Regions from separate parts of the Homo sapiens genome. Here region 2 is linked to region 1. Evidence: read pairs that join two places in POLR2A ChIA-PET (ENCODE). Cell type or tissue: endothelial cell of umbilical vein. All regions are shown on one strand. Links, peaks and the distances in the headings refer to the core of each region. The heading gives the core; the rest is flanking DNA. Region 1 holds the start of LOC124901199 (small nucleolar RNA U13). Region 2 overlaps F2R (coagulation factor II thrombin receptor).

Evidence for each region. Peaks named below come from ENCODE experiments on the same cell type or tissue, not always from the same donor. Only the 100,000 strongest peaks of a DNase experiment are listed, where the experiment ranks them.
Region 2: POLR2A ChIA-PET joins it to region 1 with 5 read pairs; 14 of 35 experiments call an interaction of 5 or more read pairs at or near these places.

The regions. Positions count from the first base shown.
Region 1 is chr5:76,777,977-76,785,539 of GRCh38, reverse strand. It overlaps LOC124901199 (small nucleolar RNA U13), which reads right to left and starts at 1,444; the gene lies at 1,341-1,444. RefSeq lists an enhancer at 5,779-6,397. In endothelial cell of umbilical vein, for the core only: no CTCF peak of the experiment used is centred there; a DNase peak (open chromatin) is centred at 2,879; H3K27ac peaks cover 1,080 bases.
Region 2 is chr5:76,723,288-76,730,850 of GRCh38, reverse strand. The region is part of intron 1 of F2R (coagulation factor II thrombin receptor); the gene reads right to left. Among named protein-coding and RNA genes, the nearest start is that of F2R, 11 kb to the right of the region's middle. In endothelial cell of umbilical vein, for the core only: no CTCF peak of the experiment used is centred there; no DNase peak of the experiment used is centred there.

The DNA.
Region 1 (7,563 bases), core at 1,876-4,375:
TCCACAAATGTGAACCTTCTTCTTTTTTTTTTTTTTTTGAGACGGAGTCTTGCTCTGTCGCCCAGGTTGAAGTGCAGTGGCGTGATCTCTGCTCACTGCAAGCTCCGCTTCCCGGGTTCACGCCATTCTTCTGCCTCAGCCTCCCAAGTAGCTGGGACTACAGGCACCTGCCACCACGCCCGGCTAGTTTTTTGTATTTTTAGTAGAGATGGGGTTTCACCGTGTTAGCCAGAACGGTCTCGTTGTCCTGACCTCGTGATCCGCCCGCCTCGGCCTCCCAAAGTGCGGGGATTACAGGCTTGAGCCACCACACCTGGCTGAACCTCTTTTTTCTATCACACTACCAGGATCTCTCTTTCTCCTAACTGTGCATGTGTGTGTTTGCACACGTGTGTGTATGTGTGTTTCTAAATTTTGGACATTCTTTATGAAGTTCTATATGATGTAATTATTTTTTTGTGTGTATGCACATGAGGCTAGGTTTTAAAATACATACATTTATTTAATTTTTAAAATATATGTAAAATTATTGAAGTATCACATACCTACAAAAAGTGTACATGTCAGCCAGGTGCAGTGTCTCATGCCTTTAATCCCAGAACTTTGAAAGGCTGAAGCATGTGGATCACTTGAGGTCAGGAGTTCAAGACCAGCCTGGCCAACATGGCAAAACCCCGTCTCTACTAAAACTACAAAAATTTGCCAGGCATGGTGGTGCACGCCTGTAGTCCCAGCTACTCAAGAGTCTGAGGCACCAGAATCGCTTGAATCCGCAAAGCAGAGTTTGCGGTGAGCCAAGACTATGCCACTGCACTGCAGCCTGGATGATAGAGTGAGACTCTGTCTCAAGAAAAAAAAAAAGTGTACATATGATAAGTTTGCAGTTTCATGAATTTTTATAAAATTCATATCCATAGAACCAGAATTCAAATCAAGAATCAGAATGCTACCAGAATCCTGGAAGACTCCCTCGTGCTGTCTTCCAGTCACGAATTCCCACCAGGGTAATGTGAGCCAAAAATGAAATTATAAGCTCCTCCCCCAAATGACTAAACAGACCCCTTCCTCTCCACCAAGGGGATTTCAAACCCGGGTATGAGGGTCTCATATGCCTCATTATACTCTCCTCCCTTTGGAATTCAGGCACAGCTGACCAGCATTAACATTAAAACAGAGATCTTATGACTGACAAAGCAGATTCTTTGTAGCAATAAAATACCAAATTCCAACCTGATTCTAGTATAGCATCACACGACAGATAGCAGATCCTGAAAGGAATAAAAATCTTTTGCCCCAGAATATATTCCTTTGACATATTTTTATTTATTATTTTCCTTTTATGTCAGACAGGTAATGTGCCAACATCCTAACAAGGTTCGAGGGTGGCACATCTGACACACGCATGTGAACGCCCGATCATTATGCTCTTGAACTACAAAAGGATCGACTTTGACGTATTTTTAAATGGCTCTGCAAAACTGTATCTCGTGGGAGAAATTTACTTTCTATAGAGAATCCCCTTCCCTTTCCAAGTCTTTTTCCGATCCTGAAGAGACTGGCTGAGAGACCAGCACCTTTTAAAGTTCTAAATAGAAAACATTTGCCATCTCTTGCCTCTAAGGGTGGCCACCTAGGAGACTTTATCTACATAATAAGAACCTTGAAGTCTCCACAAGTCCTTATCTTAACCCAAACCCTCCTTTCTATTGATTCCAGGTCTCTAGGTAATAACTCTTTCAACCAATTGCCAATCAGAAAATCTTTGAACCTACCTGTCACCTAGAAGCACAGTTCCCGACTTGAGTTGTGCTGCCTTTCTAGATTGAACCAATGTATGCCTCACATGTATTGATTGATGTCTTATGTTTCCCTAAAACATACAAAACTAAGCTGTAACTGAACCACCTCGGACACATTTCTCAGGACCTCTTGAGAGTGTCTCTTGGGCCATGGTCACTCATATTCGGCTCAGAGTAAACCTCTTTAAATATTTTACAGAGTTTGACTCTTTTCGTCAACAGTAACAACTGTTCTAACTTCTAGAATAATAGATTAGTTTTTAGCTGGCACAGCAGCTCACACCTGTAATCCCAGCATTTGGGGAGGTTGAGGTAGAAGGACTCCCTGAGCCCAGGAGTTTGAGACCAGCCTGGGCAACACAGTGAGATCTCATCTCCACAAAAAATTAAATAAATTAGTAGGGTGTGGTTGTGTGTGACTGTAGTCCCAGCTACTTGGGAGGCTGAGGCAGGAGGATCACTTGAGCCCAGGAATGCAAGGCTGCAGTGAGCTAAGATCACACCATTGCACTCCAGCCTGGGTGATAGAGTGGGACCCTGTCTCACTCAAGAACTTTAAAACTGGATTAGTTTTGTCTATTTTTATTTTTTATCTTTATTTTTGAGAGATGGGGTCTCGCTCTGTCACCCAGGCTGGAGTGCAGCAGCGTGACCTCAGCTCACTGCACCCTCCACCTCCCAGGTTCAAGCCATTCTCCTGCCTCAGCCTTCTGAGTAGCTGGATTACAGGCATCTGCCACCATGCCTGGCTAACATGGTGAGACAGGGTTTCACCACGTTGGCCAGGCTAATCTCGAACTCCCACCCTCACGTGATCCACCTGCCTCAGCCTCCCAAAGCGTTGGGATTACAGGCATGAGCCACCACGCCCGGCCCAATTTTGTCTATTGTTAAAGTTTTGACCTTTACATTACACAAGTAGAATCGTAAACTACGTACTCTTTTTTTGTCTGGCTTCTTTTGGTCCTCACATTGTGAGATTCATTCCGGTTGTGGTTTATAGTTGTAGCTTATTCATTCTCATTGCTGTATAACCTTTCATTATGTGGAAATACCATCATTTTTTTTTACCAGGACCCTGAACCCAGGCCACCATTGTGAAAAGAGAAAGCACAGCTACATGGTTACAAGGTCAGTCTCCCAAGGAAATGACTAACCAGTTTGCTGGGCTGTCTTGAACAGCAGGCATATAGGGGTCCTAGGTCCACATTCTATCCTAAGGTACTCCTCATCTTGACAGAACAATACAGAAAGATACACAAAGCACACCAGATTCACTACAGTTTAAGATTAGCCTCAGTAATCCTTTTTTCCATTAATCAAAACTTTACAGAGGAGATAAACAGTGATTTTTGTTTTTGTTTTTTATTGTTGTTTGTTTTTTGAGCTGGAGTCTCGCTCTGCTGCCCAGGCTGGAGTGCAATGGCATGATCTTGGTTCACTGCAACCTCTGCCTCCCGGGTTCAAGCGATTCTCCTGCCTCATCCTCCCGAGTAGCTGGGACTACAGGCACTTGCCACCATGCCCGGCTAATTTTTTGTATTTTTAGTAGAGACAGGGTTTCACCGTGTTGCCCAGGCTGGTGTCGAACTCCTGAACTCAGGCGATCTGCCCGCCTCGGCCTCCCAAAGTGCTGGATTACAGGTGTGAGCCACTACGCCTGGGATAAACAGTGATTTTTAGCATTCATTTAACCCGTTTGCGGGGGGAGAGAGAGAGAGAGAGAGAGAGAGAAAGAGCGCATTGCCTGAGGCAGGGTGGGAAAAGTGAAGAGCTCAGGGAGACCAGAGTAAGACCCGCCCATTACTCAAAAGTTCAGATGGCTGCTTGCCTGTCAAGAAGGAATCTTTTCCAGCAGTCCTGTCAGCTCTCAAGTTTCCCCTTTTAGGAAAGAAAAAGCTCCCCATGTCCCACAATCCTGTACATGCCAATCCTGACACCCACAGTCATCAGCAAAGAGTGCAAAGCAGATTATTCCATAGAGAGTAGCAGTTAACATCCTGTAGTGCCAAACCCATATTTAGCCGAAAGGGACTTTACTGAGAGGGGCCTCTAACCCTCCTAAGTTGGGCCTTGAACCCAATGTTGGTCAAGTGTCCTTGCCTCTTATTGAGAGGAGCCTTTAACCCTCTTTGTCTTAGGAGAGACTCTAACTCCTCTAAGTTGGGCCTCTCACCCAATCCCATTTTTCACCCAGGTACCCCACCAATTTATCCAAAGTCAACCAATCTCTTTCCTTTGAGTGAGGGGATTTCTTCAGTATCATCCCTTCAGGGTTTGCCAGAAAGATGTCACCGGACCCTACCACTTACCCAAAGTTAGCCTTTGGGTCAGGGGTTTACCGCACTATAGTCCCTTCTGTGGTTGCCAAAAAGATGTTACAAGAAGGGGGGGTCCTGATCCATACCCCAAGAGCGGGTTCTTGGATTTTGCACAAGAAAGAATTCAGAGCAGGTCCCTAGAGAAAAGTGAAAGCAAGTTTATTAGCAAAGTAGAGTAACCAAAGAATGGCTACTCCACAGACAGAGCGGCCCCAAGGGCTGCTGGTTGCCCATTTTTATGGTTATTTCTTGATGATATGCTAAACAAGGGGTGGATTATTCATGCCTCCCCTTTTTTAGACCCTATAGGGTAACTTCCTGACGTTGCCATGGCATTTGTAAACTGTCATGGTGCTAATGGGAGTGTAGCAGTAAGGACGATCATCACCATCTTGGTTTTGGTGGGTTTTGGCCGGCTTCCTTACTGCAACCTGTTTTATCAGCAAAGTCTTTATGACCTGTATCTTGTGCTGGTCTCCTATCTCATCCTGTGACTTAGAATGCCTAACTGGGAATGCAGCCCAGTAGGACTCAGCCTTATTTTACCCAGCCCCTACTGAAGATGGAGTTGCTCTAGTTCAAAGGCCTCTAACAATCATAGATCACTGGAACTTCAAACTCCTGGCCTCAGGTGATCCTTCCGTGGTGGCCTCCCAAAGCACTGGGATTACGAGTGTAGGCCGTCATGACCAGCCCTATCCATATCTTTTTTTTTTTTTTTTTTTGAAACAGAGTTTCACTCTGTTGCCCAGGCTGGAGTGTAGTGGCACAATCTCAGCTCAATGCAGCCTCAACCTCCTGGGTTCAAGCAATTCCCCCACCTCATTCTCCAGAGTAGCTGGGACTATAGTCACTATAGTCACCTGCTACCATGCCCAGCTAATTTTTTTTTTTTTTTTTTTAGATGGAGTCTCGCTCTGTCACCAGGCTAGAGTACAATGGTGCCATCTCAGCTCACTGCAACATCCGACGCCCTGGTTCAAGGGATTCTCCTGCTTCAACCTGCCAAGTAGCTGGGATTACAGGCACACACCACCATGCCCAGCTAATTTTTGTATTTTTAGTAGAGACGGGGTTTCACCATGTTGGCCAGGATGGTCTCGATCTCCTGACCTTGTGATCTGCCTTCCTTGGCCTCCCAAAGTGCTGGGATTACAGGCGTGACCCACTGCACCCAGCCATGCCCAGCTAATTTATTATTTTTTGTAGATACGGGATCTCCCTGTGTTGCCCAGGCTGGTCTTTAACTCCTGGGCTCAAGTAGTCCTCCTGCCTCGGCCTCCCAAAGTGCTGGGATTACAATGAGCAACCACACCTGGTCCCATATTTTTGTTTGTTGTTTTTGAGAGAGGATCTTACTTCATCACCCTGGTTGGAGTGTCGTGATGTGATCATGGCTCAGTGTAGCCTCAACCTCCCTGGCTCAAGTGATTCTCCTGCCTCAGCCTCCTGAGTAGCTGGGACTACAGGTGCACACTACCATGCCCAGCTAACTTATGCATTTTTTGTAGAGTCAGAGTTTTGCTGTGTTGCCCAAGCTGGTCTCCAACTCCTGAGCTCAAGCGATCCACCTGCCTCAGCCTCCAAAAGTGTTAGGATTACAGGCATAAGCCACTGAGCCCAGCCCCCATCCTATTTTTAATGGACATTTGAGTGTCCAATGTTTGGCTCTTGCAAACAGTGTGAAGCATAGTTTTTATACTGAGTCCTGGTTTTAAGAGGGAGTGTTAAGTATTCAAGTTAAAAAAAAAAACAACAAAGACTGCTTGTGGCAAATAATAGAAACAAATGAACATTCCACAGATACCTTTGTTCACCCTAAAAATGGCTCCCAGGGTTGGAAGCCCATATGGGAAAGAGGAAAAAAGAAAGAGAGCCCAGAGCCGAGAGTGATTTACAGTTCAGTCTGCCGCCCCTGTTTGCTTCTCCAAGGCAACCCATTGCCCCTCCTTCTAATTTGGCCTAAATCAGTAGCTTTTCAAAACACCTGCTGGTTATCCAAACTGGCCCGTTTAAGGGCTCTGTGATGGATTCATTGTTATGCGGTCAACCAACCAAGATGGGGGAACCCGGGAGGCAGAGCTTGCAGTGAGCCGAAATCGCGCCACTGCACTCCAGCCTGGGCGACAGAGCGAGACTCTGTCTCAAAATAAATAAATAAATAAATAAATAAATAAATAAATAAATAAATAAATAAACGAACCACATCTTCAACTTCAGGGGTTTTGTTTTGCTTGTTTTGTTTTTCTTTAGTAGGCTACATTGTAACATGACCTTACCTCTCCATTGCATTTGCAATATGATGCTGATTGCCTTATTTTCTGACTTCCTCCATTTAGAGTAGTTTTTCTCTGGCTAAAATGTTACTACCCTCTTCTATGACTTCCTCATTTTTGTTTTTGTTTTGCTTTCTATTTTGTCTATGGGTGTACAATCAATGATATTTATATGGCCTGGATAACAGAGGTGGGAACTCATGTGCTGATATCCCTTAGAAACTAGGAGTTTTCAATAGTTAAACAATTCAAGAGTAATTACTTACTTTTTTTTTTTTAGATGAATTTTGCTCTTGCTGCGCAGACTGGAGTTCAATGGTGCGATATTGGTTCACTGCAACCTCCACCTCCTGGGTTCAAGTGATTCTCCTGCCTCAGCCTCCCAAGTAGCTGGGATTACAGGAATGCGCCACCAGGCCTGACTAATTTTGTATTTTAGTAGAGACAGGGTTTCATTATGTTGGTCAGGCCGGTCTCGGACTCCTGACCTCAAGTGATCCTCCCGCCTCAGCCTCCCAAAGTACTGGGATTACAGGCGTGAGCCACCACGCCCAGCCTGAGTAATTACTTTTTAATGATATGTAGTTATGAATGTGCATATATGCTCACAATATATTAAGTGCAAATTACAGAACTGCATTGTATGCTCTATTTCTGATATATATATATATATATATATATATATATTTTTTTTTTTTTTTTGAAATTAATTTATTATTTTTTTCAGACAGAGTCTTGCTCTGTCGCCCAGGCTGGAGTGGAATGGTGCAATCTCAGCTCACTGCAACCTCCACCTCCCGGACTCAAGCAATCCTCCCACCTCAGCCTCCTGAGTGGCTGGGATTACAGATGCCTGCCACCATGACTGACTAATTTTTGTATTTTTAGTAGAGATGGAGTTTCACCACGTTGGCCAGGCTGGTCTCAAACTCCTGACCTCAAGTGATCCATCTGCCTTGGCCTCCCAAAGTGCTGGGATTACAGGCGTGAGCCACTGGGCCCAGCCGAAAGTAAGTTTTAACTGAACTTGGAAGTATCTGATCTTTATCTGAAAGGACTGTTAACCATGGCACCAAGGACAACCTTACTGATTCTTTTTGCAATTCGAGTTCTAATAAATTTAAAACATAATTTCTCTGTACACTGTGTAATATTCATTTTTGTTCT
Region 2 (7,563 bases), core at 2,531-5,030, 55 kb after region 1:
GTTCTGTGAATCATGCTAGCAAATTAATCGAATCTGAGCAGGGGGCCTTAGGAACTCCCAATGTATAGTGTGGTCAGAAGTCTGGAGGCCCAGACTTATGACTGCCATTTGAAGTGGAAGGCAGCGTTGTGAAACTGAGCCCTTAATCTGTGGAATCTGACTCTATCTCCAGGTAGATAGATAGTGTCAGAATTGAGTTATATTAGAGGTAGATAGTGTCCAGAATTGAATTATATTCAAGGATACCCAGCTGGTGTCCACTGGAGAATCTGCAGGAGAATTGGTTGCTTGGTATGTGGAGAAACAAGCTCCAGACATACGGTGTCAGAAGGATTGAGTGAAGTGCTGGGTAAGAGAAAACAGTTTGGGGAAAATAGTTTGGTTTTTCCTATATAACAGCAGTGCCTATATAACATAAAAGGTGACTAAAACCCAGATAGAAAATCCGTAGTCTTTTTGGCCTACAGAACCAGAGGACAGAGTTCAGGGCAATCACAGTCACTGGAAAGTTAGGAGAGAATCCTGGAAAGGAAAAAGTCAGAGAGGGGGAGCCCTAAATTTCAGTATAACTTCTGTCCTAGGGTTTGGCTGACCCTTGAACTATGCATTTGTAGGAAAGATGAGAAGCACCTCTGCTAAAGATAAAAGAACTGAAGTGATATTTAAGCTTCTGCTCAAGAGAGAAAGAGTCTGCTGCTTGAGTAAAACCAAATTAATTGGCTGCTAAAGCAAAAACACCAACACTCTTTGAAGGAATATAACAAAATCCAGAGTCTTTTTTCCTGTAATTTATACAAGAAAATGGTTTATTGGACTTACAGTTCCACATGGCTGGGGAGGCCTCATAATCATAGCAGAAGGTAAGGAGGAGCAAGTCACATCTTACTTGGATGGCAGCGGGCAAAGAGAGAGCTTGTGCAGGGAAACTCCTGTTTTTAAAACCATCTGATCTTGAGAGACCCATTTTACTATCATGACAACAACACAGGAAAGACCCGTCTCCATGATTCAATCATCTCCTACTGGGTCCCTCCTACAACACATGGGAATTATGGGAGCTACAAGTTGAGATTTGGGTGGGGACATAGAGCCAAATCGTTATCACCAGATCCAACCAATATACACAAAAGTGATAAACTCTGGACGTCTTGTCCCCCTTCTCTCACACTATATACAACAACCAACTTAAATGGATTAATGGTTTACACATAAGACCTGAAACTGTAAAACTACTAGCAGAAAACATAGAGGAAAAGCTTCATGACATTGTCTGGGCAGTAATTTTTTATAATGACCATAAAAGCACAGGCAATAAAAGGAGAAGTAGACAACTGGGACTGTATCAAAGTAAAAAGCTTCTGCACAGCAAAGGAAACAATCAACAGTGAAGAGAAAATTTATGAAATGAAAGCAAATATTTGCAAACCATACGTCTGATAAAGGGTTAATATCCAAAATATATAAGGAACTCCTATAACTCAACAGCAAGATAACAAATCACCTGATTTAAAAATGGACAAAGGATCTGAATAGACATTTTTCAAAAGAAGACATACAAATGGCCAACAAGTATATGAAAAAATGCTCAACATCACTAATCAGGGAAATGAACATTAAAACCACAATGAGTTATCACTTCATACCTGTTAGAATGGATATTATCAAAAAGATGACAGATAACAAGTGTTGGTGAGGATACGGGGAAAGGAAGCCCATCTATACTGATGGTGGGAATTTAAATTGGCATAGCCATTACGAAAAACAGTATGAAGGTTCCTCTAAAACTAAAAATAGAACTATTATATAATACAGCAATTCCACTGCTGGGCATACATCCAAAGGAAATAAAATTAGGATGCTGGCTGGGCACGGTGGCTCACGCCTGTAATCCCAGCACTTTGGGAGGCCAAGGTGGGTGGATCACCTGAGGTCAGGAGTTTGAGACCAGCCTGGCCAACATGGCAAAACCCTGTCTCTACTAAAATTACAAAAATTAGCCAGGCTTGGTAGCGCATACCTATAATCCCAGCTCCTCGGGAGGCTGAGGCAGGAGAATTGCTTGAACGCAGGAGGCGGAGGTTGCAGTGAGCTGAGATTGCGCCATTGCACTCCAGCCTGGCCGACAGAGCGAGACCCCATCTCAAAAAAAAAAAAAAAAAAAAAAAGACCAGGATGTCAATAGCTGCAATCTCATGTTCATTGCAGAATTATTTATAATAGCCCAGTTATGGAATCAAACTAGGTATCCACTGATGAATGAATGAATGAATAAAAAATATGATGTATATACACAGTGGAATACTATTCAGCCTTAAAAAAGAAGGAAATTCTGTCATTTGCAACAACATGGATGAGCCGAGAGGGCATAATGTTAAGTGAAATATGGCAGGCACCGAAAGACAAATATAGCATGATTTCACTTATATGTGGAATCGAAAACAGTTGAACTCATGGAAGCAGAGAAGAGAATGGTGGTTAGTAGAGGCTGGGGTTGGATGGGTGGGTAGGGTAGACTGGGGAGACATTGGTCAAAGGGTACAAAATTTCTGTTAAAAGGAATTAGTTAGAAAAATCTCTTGTATAATACGGTGACTATAGTTAATAACAATGTGTTGTATACTTGACAATTGCTAAGAGAGTAGACTTTAAGTGGTCTCACCACAAAAAATGATAAGTATTTGAGGTAATACATGTTATAAGTTTGATTTAGCCATCTCACAAGTTATGCATATTTCAAAACATTATGTTATACACTATAAATATATATAATTTTTTGTCAAATAAAAGAAAAAGGGGGCTGCCAGGTGTGGTGGCTCACACCTGTAATCTCAACACTTTGGGAAGCCCAGGTGGGAGGACAAGTTGAGCCTGGGAGATCGAGGCTACAGTGAGGTATCATCACACCATTGTACTCCAGCCTGGGCAACAGAGTGAGACTCTGTCTCTAAAAAAAAAAAAAAAAAAGTGACCCAGTCTTAAGTAAAAAGACAGTGAGCGGAAACCAACCTCAAGTTGACCCAGATGTTGGAATTAGCAGATAAGGATTTTGAAGAATGTATTACAACCATGTGCAAAAAAAAAAAAAAAGAAAAATATTTTATAGAAATGAACTGAAAATAGGAAATATCAGCAAAGAACTACCAAGTGGAAATTCTAGAAATAGAAAATAAAATACAATATGTTGGCATCTATTTCCAAAATGAAGAGCAAAGCTAGAGTAGTACCAACTCAGAGACAGCAGAGCAGAGCCTGGTAGTGTAGGGTTGAGGTCAAGCTACCTAAGCAAAGTTGGGAGAGGGTCTCCAGACAATGAAGGGGTGGCCTGGCAGGAGATCTGTCACAGGGAAGGAATGAATGTCTCCAGTGATGAATGTGAATACACACTTGTGTCTACATTGATCCTTAAGGGTAAGAACTGTTCCTGTTAATCTCTGAACCTCCAGTACCCTGTGCCCTGCATGTGGTAGGCACATATTTGTATTCTAATATTGACTCTGTTCAGGGATCACTTAACTTCTCTGAATTAAGCTCAGAATCATTAAAATGGAATTCTAATTCCTGTCTGGCCTACAAATCTGGCAACTGGAGCATCCCGTGTGAAACAGGACATACATTCACTTTGGAAACCATAACGATTAAGCAGTTTAAGAAATTACTATTATCCTTCCTCTCCCACTTCCATGTAGTGTGCTTTTATACCCAATTGTTTGCTCACTTAATTAAGTTAAAAGGAAATCTAGGTTCATCTTCCCTCCTACTTAGCAATGTTTATAGTTTTTTAGTACAATGAGGGAATGAACAAGTTGTATATTATATAGCTCTAGGGTTCAGAGCTATAAATCAAATTTTGAATTCACAATCTTTTCTGGAAGTATCACTCTCTTACCTTTGCAATGCATGTAACTTACTCTGTGTTCACCTTGCCCCAGTCACACAGAAGCCTGACCTTGGTACCAACAGACCCTGTGGATGTGAGGCTGTTCTCAAGATCACAATGAGTGTGTGGGTGCTGAAAGAAAAGAATGAATGGCTTCTGGCACTTAAACATTTTTTTTTATTTTTAATTTTTTTTGTTTGTGGTTCTGGCACTTTAATATCACAAAAACATGCATATGCAAAAATGCTGATCTAGAGGAACCAATTTTTTTTTGAGATGGAGTCTTGCTCTGTCACCCAAGCTGGAGAGCAGTGGTGCGATTTTGGCTCACTGCAACCTCTGCCTCCCCAGTTCAAGCAATCCTCCTGCCTCAGCCTCCCAAGTAGCTGGGATTACAAGCACGCACCGCCATGCCCAGCTAATTTTTTTTTTTTTTTGAGACAGAGTCTCGCTCTTTCGCCCAGGCCGGACTGCAGTGGCGCTATCTCTATCTCGGCTCACTGCTAACTCCACCTCCCGGGTTCACGCCATTCTCTTGCCTCAGCCTCCCTAGTAGCTGGGACTACAGGTGCCTGCCACCGCGCCCGGCTAATTTTTTGTATTTTTAGAAGAAATGGGGTTTCACCGTGTTAGCCAGGATGGTCTCTATCTTCTGACCTCGTGATCCACCCACCTCGGCCTCCCAAAGTGCTAGGATTACAGGTGTGAGCCACCGCGCCCGGCTGCCCAGCTAATTTTTGTATTTTTAGTAGAGATGGGGTTTCACCATGCTTGCCAGCTAGTCTCATGCTCCTGGCCTCAAGTGATCCACCCACCTCAGCCTCCCAAAGTGCTGGGATTACAGGCATAAGCCACTGCACCTGGCCAAGGAACCTTAAAATAATGCAATTCTCCTCTGCAGTTTTGGAAGCCTGGCCAGATTATGGGCTTTTGTGATGCACAGAGGGGAAAAAGTGGACATGAACATGCATACTTACATACATGAATCAAGATGACACCTGAGAGACTGACACAATGTGAAAACTAATAAATACAACTAAGCTCTTCAGATACTATCACTTAGTCTGAAAATAAAACTGTCACTAGACTTTACTCTGTATTTAGTACTTAGGCAGTAAGTACTTGTTTTAAAAAACATCTTCTCTGGGTAGGCCTCAGGCAGACGGTACTTCCGACAGGAACATTATACTTGTGGAAACATGAAATTTTTATAGGCTAGAGCTCAGGAAGAATGTATAATCCCTTGGTTAAATATCGCTGCCTAAGGTGTTACCTTTTCTTGATACTATGGGTTTGATATTCTGGTTTTTGTGAAATTAAAGAATGTCGGAAAAAAAAAGAAAAGAAAAAATGTAGTATATACCAGCATCAAAGAAAGGACAAAACCAATGCAAGGTGACTAGACAATTCCAACTAGCTCAAGACCCTTAGGCTGAAATTTGAGTTTAAGTATCTCGCTTTTCCTCCAGTCCTAGCACAACTCAGGTCAAGGAGAAAGTGCTTGTGAAGGTGCCCAAATCTCTTATCATTCATCTCTGTTTTTTTTTTTGGTTAAGCTATGGTTTCACAAAAAAGGCAGCAGAGGTCCTGAATTCAGTTCTCATACGATTTGCTAAGTTTCACTTAATTTAGGCTCTTCTAAATTGCTCTAGAGTAGTTTTGTTATCGAATACAGCAAATTATTAAATAGTTTAAATACGGACTCTTTAACTGTGGCGATTTTTAAAAATTAGTGAGTTAGGCAACACGTTTTCTGACTGTGATGAGATCTGTCCTGGAAGCAGAGGGGTGACTAGAGGATCTCTGAATGTCGCATTTGATCCTGGGATTTATACCACACCAGCATTCCATGACACACATGGTTTTGACTCACAGTTCTGCCCTTCGGGGCTCATGCTTTTTCAGAGTTAACAAAGCAGAAGTCCCAGGACTTTGCTCACATTCCCACACAGAGCACAAGAGTTGAAACAACACTACAGGCTAAAGAGAAATGAAGAGGAGGACAGGAAAATAACAGAATCACACTAACTCTGTCAAGTGGAAAACACCAGCATTACTGGAATGTTTTACTCCCTCAGATTCAAACAAACACCATTTTCCAATGAAAAGAACTGGGGCTTCTTAAAGAAATGACTAGTTCCAGATCTGGGGTAGGAAATACACAAGATGAACATTGAACATCTTCAAAGAATATCAGGGTTAGGTCAAAAAGACGCTGGAGTCAATCTCAAAGGGCTCCCACTGACCAAAGATGTGACATGTTGATCACCAATTTGACCATCAAAAGAATAATGATGGAAATGAATTGAAACATTTCATACATGTTAAGATCCATGAGTTGAAGACGCAGTCAGCCAGATCCAGTATGTAGAAAAGACAGATGGCTTAGTTTCTTTGACAAATAAGAACTAAGACAGATGGCTTAGTTTCTTTGACAAATAAATAGCAATAAAAAAGGGGTGGGGGGGCAGTTACAGATTAAAATGTAATGGTGGACCTTGTTTGAACCTGATTCAAACAAACCAACTGTTAAAAGGTATTTATGAGACAATAAGGTAAATATGAACACTGACTGATTATCAGATGATATTAAGGAATTGTTAGGCCGGGCACGGTGGCTCACGCCTGTAATGCCAGCACTTCGGGAAGCCGAGGCAGGAGGACTGATTGAACCCAGGAGTTCCAGACCAGCCTGGGCAATGCAGCAAAATCCTATGTCTATTAAAATAAATACAAAAATTAGCTGGTCGTGGTGGTGTGTGCCTGTAGTCCCAGCTACTTTGGAGTCTGAGGCAGGAGGATTGCTTGAGCCCAGGAGGTTGAGACTGTGGATGAGCCATGATTGTGCTACTGAACTCCAGCCTTAGCAACAGAGTAAGAATGTGTCTCAAAACAAACAAACAAACAAAAAAACAGAAGGAAATGTTCATTTTTTAGGTATTATAATTGTATTGTGGTTATGTGGAAAAAAGAGTTCTAATCTCTAAGGATGCTTACTGATGTTTTTATGAATGACATAATATGATATCTGGGATTTGCTTTAAAATTATACAGTTGGGAGAGGAGGAAACTTGAGGGTTTAGATAAAACAAGATTGGTGACATGTAAATAATGTTGAAGCTGGATGATGGGTATGGGGAGTAACTATACTGTTCATTTTTGGGTATGTTTGAAAAATCCCATAATAAAAGTTAAAAAAACAAACAAATACTGTATGCATGTTTATTTGCCACTAGAAGTTAAGGGCAAGGGTTTTTGCTTTTTTCTTTTGTCCTAGTTCTGAAGGGGAAAATGTTCTTGCATGCTTGTGTGAAGATTGTCTTATATTTAGATAATTTATTTGGTATCAACTCTTCAAAAGCTTTTCTGGAATATGGAAGCATTGGTGTATGAAAAAACCTTACCATCTTTTTGAGCACCTACTATGTGCCAGATACTTCACTTGCCTTAGTTCATATAATTCTAACATTTCTATGACATGAGCATTATAACTACCATTTTATAAATGACAACATGGAGGCACAGAGAGGCTAAGTAACTAATCCAAAGTCACACAGCTATGAAGTAGAGGAGCCAGGGTTTGAACCTAGGTCTGCCCAGCTCCAAAGGTCATACCTTTTGACCACTCCACGCTATTCTCTCCTTAAAAACTTGTGATTCATGACCTACTTCTAAAAGAGTACCAT